Regions from separate parts of the Homo sapiens genome. Here region 2 is linked to region 1. Evidence: chromatin contacts called from ENCODE Hi-C or POLR2A ChIA-PET data. All regions are on one chromosome and are shown on one strand. The core of a region is the stretch at or near the end of the contact, and the rest is flanking DNA. Distances in the headings are between cores, read along the strand shown.

Region 1 (4,473 bases), core at 776-3,275:
GGAGAGAGTGTAGGGGTAAGCTCACCACCTTCTCCCTATAAAAGCTTCAGAAGAGAAGTCATTTCCCCAAAGTAACTTTACATTTTGTAACATCAATACTATAAGATACCAGCGACCCCCGACAGGGCTCACCAATATGCAAAGAGACTGTGAAATGGCTACAAATGTGAGTGGATTTCGATTTAAGGTGGTTTAGGAGGGGGAAAAAAACCCCATAAGGAGAGATTTGGGAAAGGCATTGGGAGAGGGGCCTCGTAGAAGCAGAAGCAGAAGAAACCATCAGCATACCCACCCCAGGGTGCATGAACCCATCACTGTAACAATGTCATGTTCTCACTCACACAACGGGGAGCCTGTGTTTGGCTTTCACCAGTATTACCTGATTTGCTCACACAATTTTATGGTGGCTGTTCTTGCTTGAATATTACTGAAGAAGATTACATGGGTTCAAGGTTGGTACCGTCATTTTTTTTTTTTTTTTTTTTTTTTGCAGACAGAAACTCACACACAATCTCCCCAGTTCCCTCCCGATGTTAAAATCCCTTCTCCAATACCTCCCACAGCCACCCAACCTCTCCTTGAATGCTTTCAGGGATGGAGAACTCCTGGCCTCTCAACATGTTCCATTTCTGAAGAGCTCCCTATTGAACCCATACCCTCCACCCACTGGTCGGAGTTCTACATTAATGAGTAATCCAGAATCAGTTTACCCCCACTCTGCAGGACCCCCTTAACACACATCTTGCCTGCATCCTCCAGCTGTTCCTCTGGGCCAGAGACAGAGTGTCCTTGCAGTCCATTACTTACCCTCGCTAAGCTCCAGTGTTCTCATCTATAAAAGGGTAATAACAGTAATATCTACCCCATGGGGTTATTGTGAGGATTCAGTAATGAGCTGTAAAAAAACGATATCGTGGATGTGGGTCCCCTGGCCTACAATAACTAGAATATTATTGCTCTTCTTTTTCTTGCCCTGGCCTACACACTACTCACTATTCTGTGGGTGCAGCATGGAATTGTGTCATATTTGTAGCAGTTCTGATGGCAACAAGAATAAAATAAAACACCTGGATTTGTTTTCATGGGCATGACCCTCAAATCTGCGCTCCCCTATTACGCCTTTCAGCAACTGAGTTTTGGAACCTAACATCAGGCTCAAATGTTTTCCTGTTTGTTTCAGCTCGCCGTGTCAGTCTGCTGTGATCATGTTGATCTTAACTCTGTCCCCACACTGAAGGCCTGGGTGCTGCCCCTTCCAGCTGTCTCTCCACTTGTATCTTAGAGATTCTCTAAATAACTTCAAGCATGAGCCCCAAGACTAGAGACTCAGGAACTGCCTCTGTGAAAGGACTGCAATTCAGCTGAACATTTTCTGGATGAGGAAACAGAGGTGCAAAGATGTCAGTTGGCTACAGGAAATAACAGAGGTAGTAATGATCATTGTTACCGCCGTCACGGACTGGGCTCTCCTGTCCACAGGCACTATGCTACATGCTTTACACAGGGGTCTTCCCCAGACTGTAACCCCCCAGAAGAAAACATTTGAGTCTGATATGTAGGTTCCAAAACTCAGTTGCCCAAACACGTAATAGGGGAGTGCAGATTTGAGGGTTATGTTCATGAAACAAATCCAGGTGTTTTATTTTATTCTTGTTGTCATCAGAACTGCTACAAATATAACACAATCCCAAGCTGCACCCGTCCCCAGAGGGCAGGATGCGTGGCTGCAGTATTCAGCACCCCATACTCTGCACTCAGCTCTGTGCCAGACACACACTAGGGACTCAACAAACACTTGCTGAACAACCATTTGACATTTCCAACAACCCTCATTTTGAAAATGATAAAAACTATACTTTAAGAGATTAAACAACTCACTCTAGGTCCCCAGCTGATTCTGGGACACGCTGTGATTAGAACCCAATCTGCCTGGCTCCAAAACCAGCCCCTCACTTTACGGCCTCCCTATCAGCAAAAATGTTCTAGAACGCAGCGCACTGGACAGTCTCTCAGCATTACATCTGGGAACTGAGCCACTGTAGTCACATGCCCCAAACTTATATCTAAACAAGAGAAGTGGGGAAAACCTACCAAGACCTAAAATATCTTTGAGCAGAGAAGATCCTTTAGCCTCTGCTCCCAAAATGACTCACTTTCTGGTTCCATTCTCCCACTGACTCATCCTGCTGGGACATTTCGCTTCCTCCAAAGCAGGAGGGCTCCATGCCAGGCTTGCCAGCACTCAGGCCCTGCTGGGCTTCCTAGCAGAAGCCAGTTCCAGGGAGGAACAAGAACCAGAGCCTCTGTATCCTAATGCTTTCCCCACCACCCCTTTGGCCTTTGCCAGACACCAGGGAAGAAAGAAAGGGTTCTTTCTCTTCATCTACACTTAAGAGTGTGTGGTGTTTCTGTGTGTAGGTATGTGTTTATACTTGCATGCGTGTTTACTCAGAATGAAGGCTTCATCCATCCATCTACCGTGTGCTCAACCTTACAACAGACACTGTTGGGGTTACAGGGAACGAGAAGACGTGCTCTCCATTCTAGCAAGTATGAGCAAAGACCTGAGTGAGGCTGCTCAGGAGGCAGTTGGAGGGCCTGCCTGGCCAAAGGATGAGTGGAGAAGGAAGGGCCTTGAGGACCAAGCTCAGAAAATTTTGATTTTCACCTGTCAGATGAAGAGAAATGATCAAAATTTCATTTGAAGCAGAGAAAGAGCATGGTAGAAGCTGATTCTTGGGAGATCAATCTAGCAACGGTGTGTACAGTGGTTTGGAGGCAGGAAGGCAAGAGCTCTTCCTGAGAGCAGGCTAGCATCCAATGAGCGTGGAGCAAGCATATATCCATTGAACAGCCAAATACTCATTTGTGGTCATTATTAGGAAACTTTGTTCTTTTTCGAGCTACTCTTTGCCAGTCTCCATTTTCCAACTTCACTCATGTCTGTTCCTTCCTCTGGACATCCTTCTTTCTAAATCTCTTCCAACTTTGAGACTCAGGTCTGGAGCCAATATTCTAGCAGCATTCCACTAATTGCAATAATATTTTCTAACGCAATAGGGGTCTGGGTCAATGTTCAGTATTCAGAGCCCGGAGTTTCTGTGGTGCGTATTAATCACGCATCGAGTGGGGCAAGGGGCTAGATGACTTCAAAAGTCCTTCCAACCTTAGAGTCTATGGGTCTAGGGTGCTAACTCCACTAACAGGTTGGTATGTTTTCCTTTCATTAGACAACTTACTTGTTCAGGAACATGGCTAAGACCAACCTATCATCAGCAGGTCCAGGGAACACTTCCTAAGTCTGTGGCAATGCATACCTCCTCCCCGACTTACTTCTGTGCTGAACTCCCAGCTCCACCTGGCAGGATGCCTGCCACAGCCATGAGTGCCTGGAATCACAGAACACTGAGAGTTTTATAAAAGACTGGATTCCAAGTCATCAAACATTCATTTTAATGCCTGTTTATCCATTAAATAACTATTAGGTTGTTCTAAGTACAGAAAAGACCGCCATCACATCTATCTCCTCTTTTAAATTATTTATTTATTTATTTATTTTGAGACAGAGTCTTGCTCTGTCAACCAGGCTGCAGTGCAGTGGTGCAATCACGGCTCACTGCAACCTTTACCTTCTGGGTTCAAGCGATTCTCCTGCCTTAGCCTCCTGGGTAACTGGGACTGCAAGCGCCTGTCACCTCAACTAGCTAATTTTTGTATTTTTAGTACAGACAGGGTTTTGTCATGTTGGCCAGGCTGGTCTTGAACTCCTGACCTCGGGTGATCTGCCCGCCTCGGCCTCCCAAAGTGCTGAGATTAAAAGCAAGAGCCACTGTGCCCAGCCTATCTTCTCCTTTTCTTCTCAGGGTCTGTGAATTTGTACGGGGGAAGAAATCACAATCACGGGTCCTGTTAATAATCTGGTACTCAAGCGGTTCCAAAGGCTCCCGAGTGGGAACCCGGTCATGAAGGAAGTCGGAGAGTCTGTCCTGGGGCCAGGAAAGGAAGGCATTTTCCAGGAGCAGAGAGGTGTTCACAGCCTTCTGTGACACCCCCACAAGGGGCCCAGACTCCAGGTCTTAGCGACCAGCTCTCCAGACACAGGAGCATTGATACCACAAGACAACTGCTTAGACTCCTGCTCAGATCCTGTAGCAAGCCTTCTGCAGATCCCTGGATTGTCGGAAAAACATAATCCTACATGCAGCATCAACTCTGAGTTAGGTTCATCCCATGCAAAAAGCAAAGTCCATGCTTCCTACAGTTAGTGCATGGCCCCTTGAAGAAACTCAGCAAGTGCTAGCTCCCTTCCCTTCTCGATAGCCAGCCGCTGGCTCCTCCAAAATCCTCCTGGCATGACAACTCTATTTCCTCTCCTGTTAAACTGATGGATATTGGTGGCTACCAAGGACGGATACCCATTTGAAATAATCTGCTACTTCCCCAGCAAGCAACTTTCCTTTTAATAAGAGGCAA
Region 2 (4,457 bases), core at 56-2,555, 220 kb before region 1:
CCCTTTGGGGCACCACACTTCAAAGTCCTTCCTGCCTGCCAAGGGCGCTTGTTGTGACTCATCTGAGGGACAAAGCACGCTGTCTGCCACAGCTAGCTGCCCGAGAGCTAACTATGCTTTCTCCTGACTGCCCCTCCCTACCCCTAAATCAGAGGCTCTGACAGAGCAGTAAGATTTATCAGAAGGCTCATGGCTTGGGAAGCCAGCAGGATGCCCTCTGCAGACGCTCTAATCCCACTCACAGGTGATGGGGTGTTTCCATCCTCACCAGCTTTGCTGCTCCACTGTGTCTATCATCTGCCAGCATTGAGTGTATTGGGCCTCTGTTTTGTGCCAGTCACTTGGTACACATAAATTCCCCTGCAACCACAAGCCTGATTACCATTTCCAGAGCCGTGGACTCTGGACTGGTCCAGGGCCACCCAGTCAATCAAGAGCAATGAGAGTCTGAATGTAGGTGCCGCCTCCGCGGCACGTGTGTTGCTGCTGCTTACCTGACTTGCTCCTAGAGCGTGAAAGCTCCTGGGGGCTCTGAATAATTGCCCTGGAGTGACTTTGTGTCTGGGATGGGCCTGTCACTCAACTGAGCTCCCACTCTTACCTGTGAAGTCTGGAGTGATTCTAATGATCTAGCCCCCATTCTACCACTCAAGGACTTCGATTCAAAATCCAAGACACAAGCAAAAAGCCAAACAAAACAAAACCCAATACCTGTTTACTCTTCTTGATGGATAACACTCCACAGTCCCCAGAGTTTAAGTGTGGAAGCAAGTGTGGTTTAGCACAGGGGTTCTCCACTTGGATCCACTGATGATCTTTAGAGTGTGGCTTGTGAATACCTTGCAATTCTAAGCACAATGTTGTACATATGTGCATGGATGTCTCTTTCTGGGGCAAGTCCAAAGCTTTCATCAGATATGAAAACAGGTTGGTGAACCCCAAATATAAACTATTTAGAAGTTAGTTTAGAACTACTAACAGGCTAAACAGTTTGAGAGACAGATGTGTGGCCCAGAAGTATCCAGACCAAGAAAGAGCTGAGACAGTGCAGCAGCCTGCCCTGGGCCTCCAGCCTGGACTCCAAGTGACCAGATTCCTGGGTTTGGGATCCTTCAACAGTTTGGTTTTATGAAGTGTTCACGTACTTCTGAATGGTGTGGCTCGGCCAGGCTTGGCCCCATGCCTTTAGAAAACCGCTAATGAAACATTAAATAGTTGGAGAGGCCTAGCTTCATGCCAGAGCTCTTGGCCAAGAGGCGCCTGCTGTGTGGCCATAGGCCAGGGGCTGCTGGGTCCCCAGAAAATGTAATAGGTGGTGACAAGGCAAGTCCTGGTGACAACAACTCACCCTGTTCACAAGGGCCCTAAGTTTTGGGATCCTCAGCTGGTGTTTTGGAGGACCACAGGCCTGGGCAACAAGCCACTGCTTAGCTGAATCAAAGCTCAGCACATTCCCCAGGCCAGAGGCCACAGACCGAGTTAAGCCTGACCTGAACCACTTGGGCAGCCGGATCGCCTTTCTGCCCCCAACCACAGAAAGAGAAAAATCATCCCTCTTCTTCTTGGGCAGGCCTCTTCGTCCCCTTGACTCGGACACCGAAAGGGAGCAGAAACAGCTTTGCTAGTGTTGCATGCAGAGACAATCAGGCTGCAAAAATATTTCCATGTTTCCCAGAGTGCTTTCTCTCTTCACCTCTTTCTGTTGCTCCCCAACTCAGAAGGCTTGAACAGATGTGTGTCACTGAAAGATACACAACTTGGCACAGATAGAACCCCAGGAAATAACCCAGCACCCTAAAAGACCATCAGAGTGTCAGACCCAGGGGCTGAGACTGTACAAAAGACACCACGCACACACACTTCCTGGTCAGCTGAACTGTTTCAGCAGGCCAGGGACAGCCCCTGCTGAGGTTCAACACCAGGAGTGCAGACCATGGGGACGGGCACCAGGCTCCAGTGAGGTAGACTGGAATCTACTCACTGTGAGATCTTGACAAATTAATCCCTCTGAACACTGGGGACCCTAGTACCGGATCCTGGCTTGTAAAGATTAAATAAGATGACGTGTGTTTGTGCCTAGCACCTTCTAATTTCTCAACCAAAGGCAGATAATGGTATGAGCAACTACTCATGTGGCTCAGATCTGTGCTAATGTCAATGCAAAAGAGAAAGTCGGGGGTTCGGCTACCTTTTCTCAGATCATAGGGTTCAGGGATGCACATAGAGGTGCTGCGTTGAAAGGAATACATGGGAAGCCTCAGACTGGAAAAAGGAAACAGCTCTAGCCTGGAAAATCTGGTTTCTCCTGGATGGTTCCAGCAGCCAGCCACTTGGCTCTTCCAGAGGCTCAGAGGGACCCGACTTGCTTTCCCTGTAACTACAGCCTCTGGCCACTGGGGGCGCACTGAGTCCCTCTGTCTTCAGGGTCATGAAAAAAAAAGCCCCTTTCCCTTTATTCAGTTAAAATAAGGCTGGTCACTTTGAGAGGCCAAGGTGGATGGATCACATGAGGCCAGGAGTTCGAGACCAGCCTGGTCAACATGGCAAAACCCCATCTTTACTAAAAATACAAGAATTAGCTGAGCATGGTGGTGCACACCTGTGTTTCCAGCTACTTGGGAGGCTGAGGCAGGGGAATCTCTTCAACCAAGAAGGCGGAGGTTGCAATGAGCTGAGATCATGTCATTGCACTTCAGCCTGGGCAACAAAGCAAGACTCTGTCTCAAATATTTAAAAAAAAAAAAAAAAAAAGCTAGAGAAAAGAAAAGAAGGCTGGAGTGCAGGCACAGTGCTTCCTGCCTGTAGTCCCAGCTACTCTGGAGGCTGAGGCAGGAAATCATTTGAGCCTGGGAGGTCGAGGCTGCAGTGAGCTATGACTGTGCTACTACACTCCAGCCTGGGCAACAGAGTGAGATCCTGTCTCTATTAAAATAAGTAAATAAATAAATAAATAAGGCTGGGAATTTTCAAATGAAAATTTCACTAGGAAACTAAGTGAAATAAACAAAAACTTAGACAAGTTGACAGTGAAGAATTTGGATCCTAATTGAACTTAAGTCTAGCCTTACACTGGCTTTGCAGATACAGCTTATGGTACATCTGGCCAAGTTAGAGATGGGAAACCAAACCACTCCAATTTCTTACCCGAGACTCACTGGGTTGGTACTACTTCTTGTGTTTTCTCCAAACGTGGGCTCTAGCTCCTGATCCTGATAGCCCTGGATAAGGAAGACTCTTCCTGACAGAGGTGTCCACTGCCCATCCCTCTACACCTGGGGCCCTTCCTACTTGATGCCATTCTTGTCACCAATGCACTTCTGAAGACCCCTTTGGATGGGCCCAGAGAGGAGGCCTTCCAGAACCCCATCCAGGGTTTTACAGTCTGAAAACACTTTACATTCACAAACTCAGTAAATGCGATGACATCGTTTCCACTAAGGAGAGAAGGTGGCCATTCTCTCCAGACAGCAGGGGATTTTATAATTAAGTAAAATATTTAATATTTAAAGGTATACTTGCAGGGGAAGGTGGCTCAAATTTATTCTACATCTTCCCTTGAAAATCAAGCATGAAGAAATGGAGAAATTTTTATTTATTAGTCACTCTTATCTTTTCAAGCTCTTGGATTATAAAGCCTGCGTTTATCATGGCTGTGTCCAAGTTTCTCCTGTGGGCCAGGGACCAGCTCCTGCGTCCATACCAGAGAGAAGCCACATCAGGAGTAGGAGGAGGGCCATGTGGGAGTGCAGACGACAGGCCTCCGCCTGGCCCGTGCTGGTTCACCCTGGCACCTTGGAAAATTGTGGAGCTTCTTCTCCAGTGTCCCTCCTTTTCCTTTTTTTTTTTTTTTTGTTTAGAGACAGGGTCTTGCTCTGTTGCCCAGGCTGCAGTGCAGTGGCACAATCATAGCTCACTGCAGCCTCGACCTCCTAGGCTCAAGAGATCCTCCTGCTTTAGCCTGTAGCTGGGACTACAGGCCCATGACACAGGTAATTTTTATATTAATTTTTGTAGACATGTAGAGATGGGATCTGGCTATGTTGCCCGGGCTGGTCTTGAACTCCTAGCCTCCCATGATCCTCCCACCTTAGCCTCCCAAAGTGCTGGAATTACAGGAGTGAGCCTCCACGACCAATCCCCAGTGTCCCTTTTCAGCCTAATTCAGAGATGTAAACCCTTTCCTGAGTTTTACTTCCCTAAAATAAGAAATTTTGATCTTATAACCTTCTTAGTAAGAAAACGAGTACCTGCCAAGGATTTAAACCAGAGAGAATAGAGAAGCAGCATCTACAGAACCTTTGTGTTAGGCATTTGATAAACATCATTTCATCTCTGCAACAACCTGCACAGTAAGTATTTTTATCCTCTTTTGCAGACTAGAAACAGAGGCTCGGAGAAGTTCTATGGCTTGCCCTCAGCTATATAGCTAGCAAGGAGTGGGGGTAAGCTTTCGGCTG

What was found. Hi-C counts contacts between places; a loop is a spot of excess contacts on that map. ChIA-PET counts read pairs that join two places held with the same protein, here RNA polymerase II (POLR2A).
Region 2: a map of mammary epithelial cell shows a loop between it and region 1 (2.4-fold over the local background). The contact joins two enhancer-like sites. A Hi-C loop is called at or near these places in 2 of 168 maps with a recorded cell type or tissue (mammary epithelial cell and prostate gland). POLR2A ChIA-PET finds 5 or more read pairs at or near these places in 2 of 52 experiments (RWPE1 and WTC11).

Annotation. Positions count from the first base shown.
Region 1 is chr12:2,178,148-2,182,620 of GRCh38, reverse strand. The region is part of intron 3 of CACNA1C (calcium voltage-gated channel subunit alpha1 C); the gene reads right to left. Among named protein-coding and RNA genes, the nearest start is that of CACNA1C-AS4, 43 kb to the left of the region's middle. Within about 2 kb of position 2,025, at least 15 of the 41 ENCODE cell types and tissues checked have a DNase peak (open chromatin) inside an H3K27ac peak, as active enhancers do.
Region 2 is chr12:2,393,504-2,397,960 of GRCh38, reverse strand. The region is part of intron 3 of CACNA1C (calcium voltage-gated channel subunit alpha1 C); the gene reads right to left. Among named protein-coding and RNA genes, the nearest start is that of CACNA1C-IT3, 130 kb to the right of the region's middle. Within about 2 kb of position 1,305, at least 9 of the 41 ENCODE cell types and tissues checked have a DNase peak (open chromatin) inside an H3K27ac peak, as active enhancers do.